Linked DNA regions of Homo sapiens: region 1 is linked to region 2. Evidence: chromatin loops called from intact Hi-C (ENCODE). Cell type or tissue: heart left ventricle. All regions are shown on one strand. Each heading gives the region's core, and the rest is flanking DNA. Links, peaks and the distances in the headings are about the cores only.

Region 1 (4,396 bases), core at 249-4,248, 180 kb before region 2:
AATATAGCTTGCAAGCAGCCACTAAGACCTGGTCCGGGGTCCCTACACATTTGAAGACACACAGATGGGAGTGATGATCATGCATGGGTGCTGGTTATATTCTGCCCCAGTCCAACAATGGAACTCTCTTGAAACTGTGAAACATGGATTCCCTAGAGTTCTGATTTATTATGGGTTTACTGCTTAAGCCAAAAGTTTTTGTCACTTTGAGAATAGGTTAAAGGTTAAGAGGATCAATAGGGGGCCCAAAAGGATGTTTAAAACAGGTTCCATTAAACCAAGATCCCATACAAATCCAAGACAAAACCCAGAAATGAGTCTTAGGGATGAGAAGTAAGGCTTCACAGGAGGAGCTGGTTTCTGTCTGAGGGTGATAAGCTGCCAAATCCTTGCTCCAGAGAAGAGAGTCATGGGTTCCCAAGTGGCCTGTGAGTTGGGATAGAGTCAAGGCTGGAGGAAGGGCTTTAAGAAATGATCTTACAGCCAGATATGGTGGGTCACACCTGTAATTCCAGCACTTTGAGAGTTCGTTGCAGGAGGATCGCTTGAGCCCAGGAGCTTGAAACTAGCCTGGGCAACATGGTGAGACCCTGTCTCTAAAAAAAATAAAAATAAAAAAATAAAAAAAAAAAAAAGAAATGATCTTTCCCCAGGCCCAGCATGAGGGCCTTGACTAAATCTCTAGATTCCAGAGACTCCATCCTTTGTTCTTTAAAAAGCTGAGTGACTCTAGTTCTCCCTCCTAGACTCTCTAGATGCTACTTATTTCTGTTCGAACCAAAAAGCACCTATTAAGATCTTCTTCTGAGCCAGGCACGATGACTGGGACGTAGGGGTATGGGAAGGTAAGTTGGTTTGATGCTTGGCTTCACAGAACTTAGAACAAAGTCAAGAGAAGCCCAGCTGCTTCTCTGGAAGGAGAAGCCTCAAAATATGTTGCCCAAAATGCTGAGGCCCACTCCCCCACAAGTCTGATTCCAGATGGTATCAGAGCCGCTCTCAGATGGAAGCAGGGAGTCGTTATCTGGCTGGGTCCCTCCCATTTCCCACTCTGCAGTCATTCATCAAGTGGCTGCCCAGAGCCCAGTGCAGAGCTGAGGCTGGTTCCTGGCCTCGAGAGACATTCCTGGTCTGGATGTCCAGTCAGCTCAGCTTTTCCTAGTGAAGTAGGGGTGGGGTCGTATCTGTGCCACCTGTGCCTCCTCAAGTCCTTAGCATGCCCCCAGGGAAGCACAGGATGCTTCTCTCCATTTCTCTTTGTTTAAAACTTTCCTTAATGTCAGGGGATGGGGGTATTGGATGGACCCCCAGGGGGCTTTAAAAATTGAAAGCCAGTCCCGGCCAGGGCCCCCACCGGATGGTGAGAGAGCACAGGAGGAAGCAAAAGTGCTTGTGTTAACAGAATGTCATTTCCCAACATGATTCAGGCCCCGACGCGAGGCAGGAAAAGGAGAGCAAATGCCTTCCCATTCATCACATCGGACACAGTTATTTTTAGAGTAGCACCAGCTCAGCGCTGGGTTCCAAGGGCCCTGCCGTGGAAGGAGATGAGGCTGGGCTGATACAGTCAGTGAAGAGTGGAAATCTTGCAGGCGTGTGTGTGTGTGTGTGTGTGTGTGTGTGTGTGTGTGTGTGTAGGATAAACAGGAGGGGTGAGCAGGCAGCTTTCCTCCCAAACTGCAGACCCTGAGCCTGGCTCCTTATGTGAGCATGAAGGAAATTGGGTGTGGAAGTAATCATCTGAGGAATTGTTGGGGGAGAAGAAAGGGAGACCCTCTTTGCCTGGAACTGAAGTGGGCCTTTGGCTTAGAAAGGGTCCCCTCACATCCCCACTCTGATCTGACCTGCCTTTTCCCAGGCACTCCCCAGGCTGAGGGCAAAGCAGCCTCATCCTAGACTGGGTAGAACATTGGCTGACTGCAGGGGTTCTTGGCTTCACTATCACAGCCTTACAAACATCTGGCCAGCATGAACGCCTCCCTCCACCCAGATGCTGATGGTGAGCTGGTATCTGAGAAATGGATTCTGCTCCAATCAGCACCTCCATGCCCATTTTCTAGAAGGAGAGTCTTAACTGGACATGGTAAGAGAGTCCCTTTTTGCAAGGGACAGATGAAAGGCTTCCCTTCTTTTTCACCCATTTCTGGTCTTCTCTCCTCTCTCAACCAACTGAAGGAAAAGGAAGACCTGAGGTTGAACCCGGCCCTGAGACAAGATTGGGGTCAGGATGTGGTCCCAGGCTGCCTTTCTTCCTAGGCTGGATTCTTCCTTCTCCTTTCATCTTAAATACACTGCCCTCCTGTTTTCTACCTCTGGAGAGTTCTTGGCTCTATAAAAGATGAATCAACTATCTGGCCTGACCCTAACTAACATAAGCAGTCACAGCCTAGGATGAAACTAAGGCCCTCTTTCTTTCCACAAGGCTTTCTAGATGTGCTTCAAGGTCTATGGAAATGCAGTTTATACTACATGGGTCTTTAAGGGCCTCAGATTTGATTTACTTTCCATTAATAGCTGAACTGTCCCTGAGGTTCTGGCCAGTTTTAAACATTCTTACTGGCAAAGGGGATTAGATAGATGACTTCCTGCACAGTCATTGGATGGATTCCCATAAGCCAAGGCTAGTGGACAGAGCATCCCATAGCAGCAAGTCACTGCTACTGCCTCCACCAGGAAAGCAAAAAAAGCTCATGTGAAGTTTTGATGGGGCTGCCAGCACATTGATAAGAAATCTCCCTGATCCCTGTGTTAGCACCCACAAGGTGGAGAGCTTATCCGCTTTGCACAACAACCCAGGTGAGTAAAGGGATCGCAAAGTAATGAAAGGGGAGGCATCTGGTTCATTTATTTTTACCAATATTTTTTCTTCTGAAGACTTATTACAAAGATGGTCCAGTCATCATTTTAGCAGAAGCAGACAGGTAAGGAGGAAGCAGTATTGTCTGGGAAGCCAGGTGCACCAACCCAGCTTTGCCACTAATCTACATCCCAACTGTGATGTCGAATCAGCCACCCACCTTTCTGGACCACAAAAGGAACGACTTGAACCAAATGAACTTGAAACTCCTTTCCAAAGTACCATAAAACAACAATAACTGGGGAGATGGAGGAGCTGCCTGGAGAAGTTAGTCCTCACACTGCTGCTTGAAGCTAACAGATAGTAGAATAATCCTGGCTGACAGTTACTGATCTCCTAACCAAATGCACATCTCATCATCAGCCGTCACAACAACCCTGAATAGTAGGTATTATTTTCCCATTGTACAGATGAAAGAACTGAGGATCAAAGAGGTTAAACCAACTGCTAAAGGTCAGTAAGTGGCAAAAGCAGGCTTAGGCCTACGTCTTTCTGATGTTTAAGCCCATGTGTTTTCTGTCCTACCATATTACCTCTCAATGGATCAAGGAGAACAATGTCTGTTTGTCTGTGTGTGTGTGTGTGTGTGTGTGTGTGTGTGTGTTTGTTTTTCTTATTATTGAGCATCCTTTTTAAGGTCTGTCCCTTCTCTATACTTCATTTTTCCTTTCCATAACATTATTTATTATTATAAAAGAGCTGCAATTCTACCCACCTTTTGCTGTGCTGGAAGAAAAATGTTGATAAAGTGCCTAGCCCCATATGCCACCAAATCAGAGTCTTTTGCAAGTCACGACCAGATGATCTCATCTGAAAGCTTCTGTGTGTGTTGGGTGCTTGCAGTTGAATAGGATGAGTCAGATGTCAGCCTACTTCTTTTCCAAGCACCTGAAACCCACCAACTTCCTGCTCTTCTTTCCTTTGAAGCTCTGTGTTTCGTTGTGCTTGGGAGTCCCTGGAAGGGCCAGACTGTTTGTCCAGGTTCAACACAAGGCTTGGGGTACAGTAGGTGGAGGTACCAGTATATGTTCCAGTCTCTCTGCTAAATCATTTGTCCCTTTCTCTTTGGCTCACCCTGTTATTTTCAAAACCCATTACCCACTTTGCATTAGGAGTTTCTCAGTCATTTTTTCTTCTTTCCTGTCACTCTCCTTGTATCTCTTTGTCCTTCTCCCTCTGATCTCTGTGCCTTCCCATTCTTTCTTCTGCTTAATGACTGAGTGGCTGACAACTGGGAGTCACACAGTATTATACACACAGCAGATTGAAGTCACCTTCCCATAGACTATGACAATCGTCATGATGCCACAGTACCAGGTGTGGGGGTCCTGGAGGGCTGATAAACAAGACATTCCACTCAGCATGGTATGGAGCAGAAAAAAACTGCATCATCAGGAAATTGACTCACACATAGCAGTTCCTAGACAGAGACCTTGGCCTGCAGTAGGTGACTATGAGAGTTCACATTTCTGCTTTTTCCTCCTCACTGGTACCTGAGTTAATCATGGGGCTTTGGACATAAGGGCAACAGTAGAGTCT
Region 2 (4,396 bases), core at 291-4,290:
CATAAATTGAAGCAGATTGCTATTCTTTTATAAAGGTCATCCTCTTTTATGACTTCAGAACTTTTAATAATTCAGATCTTTGTATTCTGCTGACCATTTTTCTGCACTATAAACCAGTTCATTTTATTTTATACTCTAATTAGCTCTTTATTTAAAGTGTTTTTATTTAAAGTGTTGGCACACAAGTTTAAGATAAGCTAAATTAGCCAACACATATAACTAGCTATTGGGTATTAATCAAAAGGATGATAGTATGGCTTACTGTTAAAATAAAACTCAGTATTTAGATCTTAATTTGCAATTTGAGGAGCTAAACCAGAAGTTTCTCAGATGCATCTATTGCCTCTTTTGCTATCTTGGGAATAGAGATAGGTAGCAATTACAAGTCAAATTTCATTTCTGTAAACTTTAAGATCATGGGTTTCGTTGTTTCATTAAAGTGCCATCCAAAAATAGTGTTCTACATCACCACAATAGCAGTGTTGTCCTCTGGCTGCCATTGTCCTTACCCAAGGCCTAAAAAGCACATACTTGATTTTTTTTTCTGTTTCAGTATTTTAGTCCATCCACTTGTAAACAGATTTCCCACCACAACCCCCAATGCAGTTTCTGTCTGGCAAGATAATGCTGAAACATCATACTCTCACCTTGGGGAAGGGTGGTTGGAAAAGATAAAACCCTTAGCTTCCAGGTCCATCTGCTGAAATTGTCCGAATTTGGCCAGTGTATTATATTAAGTGATAGCAAATGGAGAGAAAAGAAGAAAATGAATCTTGACGAGTGAGCTGCCATCATTTCTGTGGCAGTCTTTACCAATACTGTTAAATTTCTACCCATTGGATTTTTCAGGCTTCTAATTATTGGTATGTATATTATATGTGGTGTTTGTGTAGCCACTCAGGATTTTAAATTTGCTTTGGTTTGGTTTTTTTCATGTTGAATTAGGTGGGAATGTTTGAAATAAACAAGAAGATAAGGGAAGGGCTCTTTTCTTTCCTTTTAAGTTCCAGGATACATATGCAGAACGTGCAGGTTTGTTACTTAGGGATACGTGTGCCAAAGTGGTTTGCCGCACCTGTTGACCCTTCCTCTAACTTCCCTCCCCTCGCCCCCCACCTCTCAGCAGGCCCTGGTGTGTGTTGTTCCCCTCCCTGTGTCCATGTGTTCTCATTGTTCAACTCCCACCTATGAGTGAGAACATGCAGTGTTTGTTTTTATTTCTATTTGTGGCCATCTTCTTGGATCCCGTCAGCCAAACTGGTCTTTTCTTTTTCTGAATCCGTGTAGCAGTTTAACTGTATGTCTATTAAGATTCCTCAGTGTTGTAGTTACATGCGTGAACCTCTCTTCTCTACCCTGTTAGCCTGTTGACTACCCTGTTCTTGCTTCCTTTTTTTACCCGCACTCAATGCATCTAGCCAAAAATAGCTTTGTTGTTGTTGCAGTTGTTCTTAACTGTTCTGGCTGGCTGAATCACATTTAGAATGGCTTTAATAATAAGGAAGGCTTCTTGTTGACTTTAATGAATTCATTCAAGATATAATGTGTATGGTAGGTACAGATGTCACAGTCTTAAAGAGGGTTAAAGAATATCACTGCTTTGTATGGTATAGAGCTTGATGGTGTATGGCCACACTCTGACAATATCCTGGAAGGTTCTCTGGATTTCTTGCTGTAATTCTTTCTAGTTTATTGTCTGTGTATAATTAGACAGTGCTTTCTAAGTAGCAAAACTTGGTTGTAGATACTGATGCAGCTTAGCAAAAAATGTTCTATGATGGCAGTTAGTCCAACTTTTATCTTCTTCAGGGCCATCAGGCCTCTGTAATAATTAGAATCCATAAAAACTGGCTATATTCTAGACTAATATAAAAGTTTTATGTTCTTCAGTGATGTCTCAAGCACATCATAAAGCATCAGTGATCTTTCCAACAATGTTCCTTTGTGCCGGTGATTTGGGTGATCGGAAAAGTTTGCCAGTGGAAGAACCACTTGCTGCCCTGATAAGGAACCAATATTACTATATTTCAAAAAAAAAAAAAAAAAAAAACCCTCTAGGCTTACCTAAAGGACATGAGTAGAGGTAAGGTTTTATATATCAGAGTGATGTTGTAGCCAAGTTACAGTCTCTATGGGGTAAATGAGAAATAATCTTGATCATCACGATGATGGGCTCATTTTTCAAACTACCTCTGTGTTGACCATGCTATCTGCCTTATTGCCTTCATTAAAACATAGCTGTCTCCTGACTCCATGCCTCTTCCTTGTTTCCCTCTCAAGCGCTGTTCATTTTCTCATATCTCACTACCATATAATGTTCTTAATTTACCTCTGATTTATCCATCCTCGGTAAAAAAAAATACCGAGTCAAAAAACATTTTTTTGAGCCTTTTGTCATCTAAATATAGCAACTTTTACCTCTCTCAGAAATCAGTCAACCCTTCACTACATCCTCTGCCTCAGCCTTCATTTCACTGGAGAGGGGAGACTTAGCACCTGGCTCAGTCTTCCATTCCCTCTCTAGTCTAGCCACATTCTTAGGTAAGTTCACCGTCTGCATGATAACTCATGCCAGTTCCATGATCTCCTCATTATTCACACTACTTCATAGTTTGGATCTTGTCTTCAGGAATTGCTCCACCTGTTAAACGTTAAATTGCAACATCTCACTCTCTAGGCTGTTTTTACTCTCATTAAGATCTCTCTTCCCTTAATACCCTTATGCTTTTTCCCTATCCATAATCATCCTTCTGTGTTCATGCTTTTCTCTCTTATCGGTTATACTCTGTGGTCCATTGTTTAAACCAAACTCTTGCTAGTATTTGAACACCTTATCCCTGTTGCTCTTGGGTGGCACACAGTCAGCAGAAGTGCATTCCTGGGTCTTGCCTGCTGCTTGCCTTCTCTATACCTGTACTAGCATTTAGCTCTGCTGGAGAAAATCCCCTAAACCATGCAGATTACTGCCAAATAAACTCTTGGTTGCTGTATTAATTTTCTAGGGCTGCTGTAACAAATTATCATAAACTAGGTTGCTTAAAACAGTAGGAATGGCCGGGCGTGGTGGCTCACGCCTGTAATTTGGGAAGCTGAGGCAGGCAGATCACGAGGTCCGGAGATCGAGACCATCCTGGCTAACACGTGAAACCCCATCTCTACTAAAAAAATACAAAAAAATTAGCCAGACGTGATGGTGGGCACCTGTAGTCCCAGCTACTCCAGAGGCTGAGGCAGGGGAATGGCGTCAACCCGGGAGGCGGAGCTTGCGAAGCCGAGATCGCGCCACTGCACTCCAGCCTGGGTGACAGAGCAAGACTCCGTCTCAAAAAAAAAAAAAAAAAAAAACCCAGTAGGAATTTATTCTCTCACAGTCTGTAAGCTAGAAACCTGAAATCAAGGTATTGGCAGAGCCACGCTCCCTCTGAAGGCTTTGGGGAAGAGTCCTTCCTTGCCTCTTCTTGGTTGCCATCAGTCTTAGGCATTCCTTGATTTATGGCAGCATGACTCCAGTCTTTATATGGCCTCCATCTTTGTATGGCCTTCTGCCCTGTGACTTCCCACTTCTTTTAAGGATACCACTCATGATACTCACCATAATCCACTATAACATCATTGTGACTTAACTAATTATTTAGAAATAGGTTCTTTGCAGATGTAAAGTCACATTCTGGGGTTCCAGTAAACATTAAATTGGGAGACACTCTTCAACACAGTACGGTTGCTGACTTCAATGCTGGCTGACCATTTTTCTGTTTCCCTAGTCAACCATTCCATTCTCTGCAGTAGCAATTTCAAGCCTCCTCTGCCCATCCTCAACATCTTGTCCCTGTGTCTCTTATCTTTAAGCTCTAACTTACCAATCCTTCCTTATTGTCAGCATTTAATATTGTTCAAATGTCTTTAGTCTTTAAAAAGGAAAAAAAGACTTAAAAAAAACCATGCAACTACACGGACACTTTTTATAACCCCCTCACCATGCACCCCTACTCCAAGCTTCTACACTACATCTTTCTTTGCTTCAGATATAAACTTCTTGGAAGAGCTGTTGATGAACTGTCATCACACCCTTATTCCCTAATAACTTCAAAACTTTTTGTGATCAGTCTTCTACCTCTTAGATTCCGCTAAACCTGAACACTCTCAAGTGACCACCTTGTGGTAAATCCCAGACCTTGTCCTTTCTTGCTCTGTCACTAACACTTGATCCTAATGGACACCCCCTTCCTCTAGAAACATTCTCTGCCTTGAGACCAGCTTAGGGAGAACTAGTGAAAAGGACAGAAGTAGAAGACTTCTGAGATCTCTTTTAATTCTAATATTTGATAATTTTCTGAGATTTCAAGAATCTTCTGTTCTCTTTTTTAATAGAACTTCTAGGCAATTTGTGGTTATTTAA

The links. Hi-C counts contacts between places; a loop is a spot of excess contacts. Peaks named below come from ENCODE experiments on the same cell type or tissue, not always from the same donor. Only the 100,000 strongest peaks of a DNase experiment are listed, where the experiment ranks them.
Region 1: it touches region 2 in a loop (2.0-fold over the local background); 2 of 110 quality-filtered maps call a loop at or near these places.

What each region holds. Positions count from the first base shown.
Region 1 is chr2:30,406,652-30,411,047 of GRCh38, forward strand. No RefSeq gene overlaps it. Among named protein-coding and RNA genes, the nearest start is that of LCLAT1, 38 kb to the right of the region's middle. RefSeq lists an enhancer at 3,533-4,396. In heart left ventricle, for the core only: a CTCF peak has its summit at 2,653; a DNase peak (open chromatin) is centred at 1,480; H3K27ac peaks cover 3,684 bases.
Region 2 is chr2:30,582,918-30,587,313 of GRCh38, forward strand. All of the region lies in intron 5 of LCLAT1 (lysocardiolipin acyltransferase 1), which reads left to right. Among named protein-coding and RNA genes, the nearest start is that of LCLAT1, 140 kb to the left of the region's middle. In heart left ventricle, for the core only: no CTCF peak of the experiment used is centred there; no DNase peak of the experiment used is centred there; H3K27ac peaks cover 2,380 bases.